2 separate regions of the Mus musculus genome follow, and region 1 is linked to region 2. The links are chromatin loops, found by intact Hi-C in ENCODE. Cell type or tissue: heart. All regions are shown on one strand. Each heading gives the region's core, and the rest is flanking DNA. Links, peaks and the distances in the headings are about the cores only.

What was found. A loop is a pair of places that touch in the nucleus more often than their neighbours do. Peaks named below come from ENCODE experiments on the same cell type or tissue, not always from the same donor. Only the 100,000 strongest peaks of a DNase experiment are listed, where the experiment ranks them.
Region 1: a loop joins it to region 2, with 2.1 times the contacts of the local background. A loop is called at or near these places in 2 of 42 quality-filtered maps.

What each region holds. Positions count from the first base shown.
Region 1 is chr15:102,719,798-102,725,174 of GRCm38, forward strand. It overlaps Calcoco1 (calcium binding and coiled coil domain 1), which reads right to left and starts at 2,381. Exons shown (of 15, transcript NM_026192.3): 1 at 2,250-2,381. In heart, for the core only: no CTCF peak of the experiment used is centred there; a DNase peak (open chromatin) is centred at 2,424; H3K4me3 peaks cover 1,901 bases; H3K27ac peaks cover 1,553 bases; H3K27me3 peaks cover 245 bases.
Region 2 is chr15:102,622,222-102,627,598 of GRCm38, forward strand. Atf7 (activating transcription factor 7) reads right to left here and starts at 3,243. Exons shown (of 12, transcript NM_001310067.1): 1 at 3,141-3,243. In heart, for the core only: no CTCF peak of the experiment used is centred there; DNase peaks (open chromatin) are centred at 2,960 and 3,260; H3K4me3 peaks cover 2,247 bases; H3K27ac peaks cover 2,003 bases.

The sequences.
Region 1 (5,377 bases), core at 166-5,165, 97 kb after region 2:
CCTGTCACTAAACAGGTTTCCAGGCCCCCAAGGTTGTGGGACCTTTTTAAGGTATCACTTTTAATTCCTGGGCCATAGGTCTTCCAAGTCAACTTCCTACCCTGTCATGTTGTATCCTCTTTGGCTTACAGGCCCTCACCTGTCTAATTTCTAATCCTTTTCATTGCCCCACTGACCCAGCATCTCGGTCTCTGCCCATCTCTGTCTCTCCCTTTCATCTCTCAACATCCTTGGGAATTCCAGATTCTTTTGGTTTCCCGATGTAACTGACCCCCTATAATGTCTGGCTCTAAAATTCAAAATCCAATGGAAGTGTGGGCCTCTCTCAGTTTAAGCAGGTCTTGCTTACATATGCCTAAGCTTGTTCAACCTTCTTTACCAATCACGATGATGGGTCTTCAGAGGGGACTACGGTTTGGGGGATCAACAACCTAATCCTGGGTCCTCTGCTCTTGGAGCACCTGCTCTTGGGGGCACCGATCCGTGAGTTGCCTATCTCGATCAACTCTAGGGAAGCAGAAGAAGGCGAGCTTTGGCTTTCCTCCAAGGCTAGAGAAGGGGAGGATAATAGGAAAGACAGGTTCTGTCCTTCAACTTCTATTCCAGGAAATCAAAACTTCTGGAGGTGGCAGTTCAAGGGTGGAGTGAAATATTCAGTAGGAAGGTGGTGGTGTGCAGAGATGGAATGTGGGGGCCTGGAGCCAGGAAAGCCCCGCCCTTAGGCAGGGAAACAGGTTAGAAATAGGGTAAGTCAGGGGCCCTGAGAAGGGGAAATATACATTCGGCGTTGAGAAAAGGCAGAGATCAACGAGAAACATTCTCCCCCCCCCCACCCCCATCTTGACGGGAGCAGAGCTAGAAAGCTAATGATTTGTTTGGGTGTTAGCCCAGCTCCAGTACCCTATACCCATTTTCTTGTTGGCTCCTCTTAGCCTCAATTCTAAGAGTCCAAATCTTGACATATGTTTGGGTTAATGGCAGGAGATAAGCAGATAAAATGGAGTTAGCTAGGGAGAACTAATTGGAAAATAGATAATAATAATAATAATAGCAACAACAACAATCAAGAGTTCAGGGGGTAGAATAGTTGGGTGGGTAGAGGTGCTTGCCACCAACTCAAGGTTGGGAGAAGAGAACTGATATCCCCAAGCTGTGCTCAGACTTCTGTACACCTATCTTCACACAGACACAGACAGACAGACACACACACACAGAAGTAAAAAAAAAAAAGTTAAAACAGAGTAGTACTCAGAGATGAATAAGAACAAAGTATGGATGGTGTACATGTTTGAAATGAAACTCACTGTATATTAACTTAAAAAAAAAATACACCTCAGTCCAGAGCGGGGAGGCAGCCCTTTTCTCTAGCCCACACATCTGCTTCCTGTGTCAGGTGCAGCTGATGTGTCCAATCAGACATCACCACTAGTCATATGCACACCCCCAAACATCACAAACCCACACCAGGCTGAGACAGTGGGGGAGGAACTTTAAAAGAAATTAAACACTCCATGGAGAAGGAAAGGTGGGCCAGCAATGCAATAGGAAACAGTTTCTTTGTCGGCTTTTTTTTTTTCATCTATGAAAAATCTCTCATTACAGCTACTCCGTGTTTTCTTCAATATAAGTCTTCTTAGGTTAGAGTGAGATCTGTCTCTAAAGTTCTACCCGTTGAGAACCCCAAACCCCTCCTTTCCCACAAAGACAATCTGTAACAGCTGCAGATATTCTTCAGAACTGAAAGTGTATGTGGTCAGATGCTGATGTTCAAATGCATTCTCTCTCTCTCTCCCTCTCTGTGTGTGCGTGTGTGTGTGTGTCCCCTCTCCACTGTAGGGCTCTCAGCGTTTTGGCGTTCCACAAGTTGGAAGTTTTCCCCTCAGGGATTCAGCGTAGTAAAGGCCTTTGGATCTTTGGATTTGGGTAAGAGAGAGAAGGTCTGTGAGGGCAAAGACTTGCCTGGAAAAGATTAAGCAAATATTTCAGTCCCTTCAAGCTTCCATAATCGGATCGAGCTTTACTGAGGAGGCCCCGCAAGAAAGTGAGGACAATGCGGGCTACTCCTCAAGGCCCCCCTTGAAACCAACAAAACCGAAACGTGGGGGAGGCTTCCTTAGTGCGTAAAGTATTAAAACCTAAACGCTCCTACCGTCCTCTTCTACAGTTCTCTCGGATTAGCCTTTCGCAGGCTGAGAAGCGGGCTGACCACCCCCGCGTAAGCCCACCCTCAGTTAGGCCAAGTTTCTTACCCCACGGACGGATCAGCTGTTCCCCTCACCTTTCACCAACAACAAAAACAGCACTCCGACTATAGGAGGGGAGGGGAAGAGTGACGCGAGAGCTTCTGGGGCTTGTGGTTCTTCTATGACTCGACACTGTCTACTTTTCTACCTGTGGAACTACATGTCCCAGGAGGCTGCGCGCGAGGGGCGGGGAAGAGGGCGGGGCGGTGATGGACTCAGCGTGGCATCCCGGGAGATGTAGTTCTTACTCCCGAGGCAGTTCAGGAGGGTGTGTCTTCCAAAGGACTTCACGGCCCATGATTCCTTAAGAAAGGGCAGGCTGATCTAGTGGAGGCTGCTGGTTCGTAGCATGCTTAGTGGGAGAGTTGACGGCTTTAACGCGTTCTGCACAGCTCTTTTCGGTGGGGCGGAACGCTTCCAGCACAGCCTTCTTGTTCGCTTTTACAAGATAGGCTGTAGTGTTATATCTACTTACAAAAGAAAAAACTTGTCTAAGGAATCCTCTAGGGTCAGGGCTATGAAACTGTAGAACTCTGCCAGGCCTCTCCCAAGCTACGAGCTACAGCCACCATGTTGTGGGTGGGGAAACTCACAGGGGTGGTAGTGGTTATTTATTTTTAGCTTGTTCTGACTTCAGGGTTGACAGAGCTTGTAAAAGTCTCAAAGCTTACTGTTTGGTTCCAGCTTGAGAAGATTTCCATGCCAAGGGGTCCGATAACACACACACACACACACACACACACACACACACACACACACACATACCACACCTGCACGTGCTCCCCCTGGAGTGGCTTCTGGGGCTAGGATTAGGGGACATAGCTTGAAATGGTGGCTAGGCTGTGGAATGAAAAGCATGCGGTTGAAGAGAGAGCTTGGCAGGACTGCCACAGCTCACAACAAGCTACTTAGAGAGGCTTGTTTGCCCAAGCCTTTTAACTGGCTTAAATTAATTAGAGCAACAATACAATTGTTGCTATAGGGTTGTTTTTTGTTTGTTTGTTTGTTTTGTTTTGTTTTGATAGGCGAAAGAGTCACACTGTTCCCACACCGCAGTCACTTAAGGACTTGAACCGTCCTCATCGTTGTGGGTGGCCTCCAACCCTGGAAGAGTTCAACCCCCCCCCCCTTTCTCAATATTAAAGGATTAAGTGAGATGTAATGCTACACACCTATAACCCTAGCAATTGAAGAGGCAGAGGCAGGGAGATCCTGGAGATTTCGATTCTGACTCAGGCTACACAGGAGACCCTGTCTCACAAATAAATAGTTATGCCGGAAAGACAGCTGTCCTCTCCTGGTTGGGTCCATTCTAATTATCTGTGGCAGTAGGTTCTGGCGGCGCCTCTTCTTTTACTTTTTTTTTTTTTTTGGTAGTTTTTTTTTTTTTTTTCCTTTTAAGATTGAATAGGGTATTTGATGCTGTCCTTGGGTGCCTTTCATTTGAAGATCTCCAAGCATTAAGTCACTGGGCTGCACAAACATTAAGATGACATGTCTGTGTCATTAGTCAGGATTTATGAGTTAGGGCACAAGCTGCTGGATGGGGAGATAGTTCAAGGTCCTGGGTTAGCTACGAGTGAAGCCTGTCCAAAGACTCAAGTCTCAAATGTTTATTTTGTCTGCATTCAGAATGAAAGCTTGTAAAAATCTCAGTCTCAAATAGAGCTAAGGTAATAACAACTTCCATGTTTGGGATGCTTACAGCGTTTTTAAACAGCCATAACGTATGCCCTATTATCATCCCCATTTTACGTGTAATGAGAGCAACACTCAGACAGCTGAGTAATTCGTGAGGTTAATCCAGCTAAGTGGCAGAATCAGGGTTCAAGTTCCAGTAGTCAGCACTGTATTAATGTGGCTTTAAATTCTGTTGTTGTAAGAAGCAGTGTTAGTCAGGGGATAAATATTCACTGAGCTCTTATGTGCTCAGTGAAGGCACGTGGCAACGGGAAGCCCCATCATTCAACAAGTATGTGTTAGTGTTATGCCGGATGTTCCATATGTCTCACTAAAAGGGTAAATACAGATACTGAAGGATATATTTGATTGGGTTAGTTTGTCAAGATGGGGATGGGGTGGGGGCTGGAGAGATGGCTCAGCAGGTTTTTTTGGGGGGGTGGGGTGGGTTCAAGACAGGGTTTCTCTGTATCGCCCTGGCTGTAGACCAGGCTGGCCTCGAACTCAGAAATCTGCCTGCCTCTGCCTCCAGAGTGCTGGGATTAAAGGTGTGCACCACCACTGCCCAGCATGGCTCAGCAGTTAAGAGCACTGACTACTTTTCCAGAGGTCCTGAGTTCAAATCCCAGCAACCCCATGGTGGCTCACAACCATCTGTAATGAGATATGATGTTCTCTTCTGGTGTCTCTGAAGACAGCTACAGTGTACTTACATATAATAAATAAATAATAAAAGGATGGGGACCAGGTAGAAAAAGGAAACTTATTCTAGGTTGAAGCCAAGATTCAGAAATGGGACTCAGTGATGCTCACCGGAGCCTAGAGAGGAATTCAAAATGGCACATTCCCTTGAACTTAACACATGCATCATAGCAAAATGAAAACAAAACTGCAGAGGTGCTGGGTTTGATACCCCGCATGGCATAAAGTGGAGCATGGTAGCATATACTCATAATCAACTTGGAGCCAGAGGCAGAACTATCAGGTGTGCAGGATCATCCTTAGCTACATACCCAGTTTAGGAGTCAGTTTTAGCTGTAGGAGACCTTATCACAACAGAAGAGGCTGGCGAGATGCCCCATCAAGTTAAAGCACTTGTTAAAGAAACCTAGTAATCTGAGCGCAATCCCCAGCGCCGTTTGGAGAAGGAGGATGAGATGGTGTGCAGCGTTTCTTTTCTTTTTCTTCTTTTTCAAGGTTTATTTATTTATTTCATGCATGTGAGTCCACTGTCGCTGTCTTCAGACGCACCAGAAGAGGGCATCCGATCCCTATCACAGATGGTTGTGAGCCACCATGTGGTTGACTGGGAATTGAACTCAGGACCTCTGGAAGAGCAGTCAGTGCACCTTAACCGCTGAGCCATCTCTATAGCCTGACATGCAGCATTTCTGTGTCAAGATGGTCAATTGCCCTGACCCTCACAGGCCAGCTAGCATAGCAGAGACATCAAG
Region 2 (5,377 bases), core at 323-5,322:
TTTGGTTAAGAGTTAGGAAAGGAAAAAAGGACAAGATACAGTAACATTAGCATTCTAGCCCTTGTAAGTGACCCTCAATGTTGCTGACTAGTGTGACATTAAATTTAAGTGAAAACTTTTAACAAATTTACTATCAACTAACAAACTTTCCAATGAATTGTTTTTCTTCTTGTTTCTCTCTTGAGACACAGTCCCATGCTGCCTAAGCTGGACTCATACTGCCCACGTAGACAAGAATGGTCTTGGTCCCTGCCTCCACTTCTCCAGTGCTAAGATTACAGGTGTGCACCATCATGTCCAGTTTTATGTAGTAACAGGGTTCACACATGCTAAGCAAGCATTCTTCCTACTCAGCTACATATCTAGACCCCAATATCCATCTTTTGGTCAGGTGGGAATACTGCCCAAGAGAGGAGAAACAAGCATTGTACTTAAGAATTTTCAAGTTAAAGCCATCACAAGTTTTAGATTGGAAGATCAAAACAAGGGACTTTGTTCTCTCACTGATTTTTTTTTTTTGGATGGGGGAGGGGAAGACTACTGCCTAGAAAATTTGCTACTGTTCAGTAGCAAATGCTCCCAGTTGAAACCCAATTCAGTAGCTAATAGTAAAGGTTTGGTAGTTGATCAGTCTCAGTGTTTATATAGGGACAATTTCTAGCCAAGGAGAAACACTTCAACTGGCTGCTGAAGAACAGGGGTTAATACAAAACCACATGATCTGTGTTTTTTCTTTAGTAGTACTTCAATTCTCAAAAATAAAAGAGGTAGGGTTATAACTCACTGGTAGAATGCTCTCCTGGCATGCACAAGCTCTAACTTAAGTACCACTATAAATCCCTACAACACACACACTCACACACTCATGCATGCACAAATGCCAAAAGGTGGTGGTGGGGGGCGGTAGAAGGAATATAACCTATGCAAAGAAAGTTATTAATTAGCTGTTTGAGTCTTAACTCACTATTAAGTGATATACAACTACTAAACAAAGGGCAATGTCCTGTCCCTTTTCTGTACAGAATTAAGAACAAACTGGTAAGACTACTTCGTATGGCTGCCAACCTTTTCTTTAGCTTCTTTTCTTACAGTCATGTTGAGTTTCGCAATAGCTTCCACTTACTTTACATCCCCCATGCTTAAAAACAAATTGTGTTTGAGTTCCTCAACCCTTGTCCTAAAATACTATGATAGCTCTTTTTTGTAAATCTGGATGCAAAGAAAACATGAGAAAATGTTCAATTTCCTGAACTATGAGTCTATTTCACTCACACCACTCAAAATATAAAAAGTGGACTGGGGATAAAGCTCAATGGGTACAGTGCATGCACAAAGCCCTAGGTTCAATCCCCAGCGCCACATAAACTGATAAACTGGGCATGGAAGCGAATGCTTGTATCAACCCTTGGTACGTGGAGATAGAAGGATCAGAAATTTAAAAATGAGTTCAAAGCTAGTATGGGCTACATGACACACTACATAAACCACAGACACACACACACACACACACAAGGGCTAAAGACTGTAGCTCACATGGCAGAGTTCTTACCTACCATGTATAAGACCCTGAGAACCCTAGTACTACATAAACTGGATATGGTGGTACACACCTATTATCCCAGCACTTGGGAGGTGGGTGGAGGATCATGGTCACCCTCAGTTATCTCAGTCTGAGGTGTACTTGGGCTATATGAAACACTGCCCCAATTAATAAACAAGAAAATATACAAGATAATTAAGATTAAGTTCAATCATCCATTAAATAACTCTTAATGAACGAAAGGGAAAATTCACATTTAAGGAAACAAAATTTATTTGTTAGTGTTTAGAGTACCTATAGTTTCTTCAGAAATTATACTGCTGAAAAAATTTTAAACATAGGAAACAAATGAGTTTGCTGAAATTAAAAAAAAAAAAAAACCTGCACATCTCCACAAACCTATACTTCATATGAACCCTGAGAGATATTAAAACACCCTCTGCTAAGCAGAAAACAAAGTTAGGAAAGTAGTAACACGGGAATCTGGGTAGGAGGTGCCCTGGGTAGTAAACACCCCAGTGAGTGCACATAATAAGCATTTCAGAGCAACATAGAAGTCCCAACGGGTCTCCAACTTGGACTGCGAAGTCCCAGGCCCACATCCCTGTGTTCTGAAAGAAATGAAACTTGGAAAGTGGAACACTGGAAAAATGACAATCAGAGTAGCGCCCTACTTTTCTTCTTCTCAACCCCCGGGCCAGCATTTTGGCTGGCTGGTCACCAGTCTGGGTGCCATATCCACCAAAAAACACTAAGCAGTATCCTGGCGGTCTCCCGACTGAAGAAAGAACCAGACTGTATGTCAGTCGCTGTCTCTTCTCCAAATATCCCCCCTTACCCTCTGGATTTCCATATTATCACCGAAGCGATGCCTTCTAGCAACCCAACCCACTCACATGTCCTCCTAAACTCATCCACTTAATCTGTCCAGATCCATACTTTCTGACACCGTGTCTCTTGCTCAGATTCTTCTGAATTCAATCGAAACGCCAGGACCCCCGTTTCCCAATGCTCCACTTCGACCACACAACGCGTGCTTTCACCTGAGCCAGGCTCTCGTCACCCAAACCTACCTCCTGCCTATTTACCTCTGCCTTCTGCAGTGCCAAGCCCTAAACCCACTTTTTGGGAAATCTTTTGAGTCTTCAACCTAGTTTAGCAGTCCTCCTCTATCTTCCACTCCAAGATCCCTCCATTAGACTTCCACTAGACTTCGCTTCCCTCAGGATTCAACCCCCCTTTCCTCGCCACGCCCTGTGCCCCCCGGGGCTACTTACCCCAAGTTCTCCCCACACTTCAGTCCTCTGGCCCCGCCTTCCTCCAAAAGGAAGGAGGCGGGAGAAGAGAAGAGGGCGGCACTCCGCAAGGTAAAGGCGATCTCCCATTAGCGCTCATGGCCGCCAATTGTGGCTTCCTTCTCTCCTATTGGTTGTCTTTAGCCTACGCCCCACCCTCTTCCTCAGACAGGCCTGGCCACCGCCTCAGCGCCCCCGTCCAACAGACTGGGAGGGGAGACCCCGGCCCGGGACGCTGGGACTGGCCAGAGTAGAAGGAGAGACTCCTGTCAGGCCACGGACTAGCTAATGTTAACAGGACTCACCCGCTGGTAGCTCCGGCGCCTCCCGCCCGCCCGCGCTCGGTCCCACAATCTGTCTCCTGCTCCTCCTTTCCCCCCTCAGCGGAGCAGATACTTTCCTCCCGTCCGGCCAGGCGTGTTCACTTCTCGCGAGAAGTGGGGGCGAGGGCGCGACTCGTGGGGCTGAGTTGGACCAGGGCCTAGGGGCGGGGCTTGCTGTGAGCGTGGCTTGAGTGGAAGGTTGGGCGAGCGCTGTACACACGACTCGCACGTGTTCGGCTGCAAAGTGTGGGCAGCGCGGGGAGAGCGGCCCTGGCGTCTAACGCTGCCGATCTGTCTGTAGCTGTGGAGGTCCGAAGGTGAAGCAAAGGCAGGGAGGGACTGAGAGTGTCTCAGGCAGCCCTCGGATAAAGGGGAATTAAGGGAGCGGAGCCAAGAGAGGGACTTCAGTCACCAAGCTGGTCATTAGTTGTGTGGAGGAAGTTAAGCAAGAGTCGATCCGAGCAGGTGACTGCTTGCACTTTCTGCTTTACACTTGACAGCACCTCACTGGCCGAAGCCCCTGCCCGGTGTGTGCTGTGTGTGAGCTACGATGGTAGTGTGAGGAAGTACGTTCAACTCCAGCCTCACCGCGGCGGCGCCCGCCTCTAATCGCCACATGGAGGCAGGCGGATCTCTGTGAGTTCGAGGCCAGCCTGGTCTACATAGCGAATTCCAGGACAGCCAGCGCTATCCTTGTCTCAACAACCCCCCACCCCACCCCCAAAAGACCATGGATGATCACCAGTCTAGCCTTCTGGGCCAGTGGGAAATCCCGCGTTAAACAAACAATAAAAATAAGGGGGATAGCTCTGAGGAACCAAACCTGAAGTTGTCATCTGGTCTCTTGGACAACCCTCCATACCTGTGAACAACACACACACACACACTTACAGAGAGAAAGTAGGACTGTTAGTGTAGCTCAGTGTGAAGCCACAGCACAGTGATTTTTTTTTTTAAAATTTGTATATGTTACCCAGCAAGTATTTTATTGAAATACCAACAGCACATACTACGTCAAAAACAAAAGCACACACAACACTGTCCTGGTCATGTGGAAAATTTCTCTGACAGAATTTTTATTTTACGGTTGAGGGAGAGATAGGTCATAAGTCAATAATTATACTTACTTCAGAAAGTGAAGAGCTTTTCAGGGTAATGAGACCGAAAGCAACTCTAAGAGGGGAAAAACACTATTGCTAGTATTGAGAGAAGTCCTCTTGAGAAAGTTATTTATTTATTTATTTATTTATTTATTTATGAATGAGGCAGGGCTTATTTTGAAGCCAAGCTGTCCTGAAACTCATTTTCCTGTGTCAGCCTCCACCTAAGTACTTGTATTAAGTATGAGCCACTTGTCTGGCCTGAATGTATACCATCTACATACCAGATGCCTACCTGTGGAGGCAAGAAGAGGGCACCAGGTACCCTGAAACTAAAGTTACAAATGGTTGAGACCTGCAGTGTCAGTGCTGGGACTAGAAACAAGGTCTTCTGGAAGAATGGTCTGTCCTCTTTTAACTGCTGAGCCATCTCTTTAGCCTGAGGAGTTGAATTATTAAGAGACAGCCTTGAGACTTTCAGGAGAACATCAAATATAAGAGCTACATTTGAAAAACTTATCCTGAAGAAGAGGCAGGCAGGTCTCTGTGAATTTGAGACCAGTCTGTGATACACATGAACACACACAAATTATGTGGTTAAGATGGTACTTTTTGTGTTTGTGTTACTGTAAATAAAAGCTTAAGAATTGAACAGATTTAAGTAGAGTTGACAAGGGATTCCAGGGATCCCGACAGCTAACTAGTTGTGTTTTCTTCTTTATAACAGTAGCAATATTGTAGCCATAGTCTCTGCCCAGTGTGTGGCTGTATGGGGTAGGGCAGAAGAAGGGGTGAGGTGGGGTGGAGGGGTGGTAATGGGCTCTGTTCCCCCTTTGAAGCTGTTTTCTTCTCTGTTCTAGGCACTGAGCCCAGGGCCTTGTACTCCAGCACTGAGCTAAATATCAACACCTAACACAGTCTTTCTTTTCTTTTCTTTTCTTTTCTTTTCTTTTCTTTTCTTTTCTTTTCTTCTCTTTTCTTTTCTTTTCTCTTCTTTTTTTCTTTTTCTTTTTTTTTTTTTCTTTGTTTGTTTGTTTGAGACAGGGTCTGACTATCTGGGTAACTTAGAATATGTGTTCTAAATGCTTTTCCTCTGTCCAGAGTGCTAGGATTACAGGC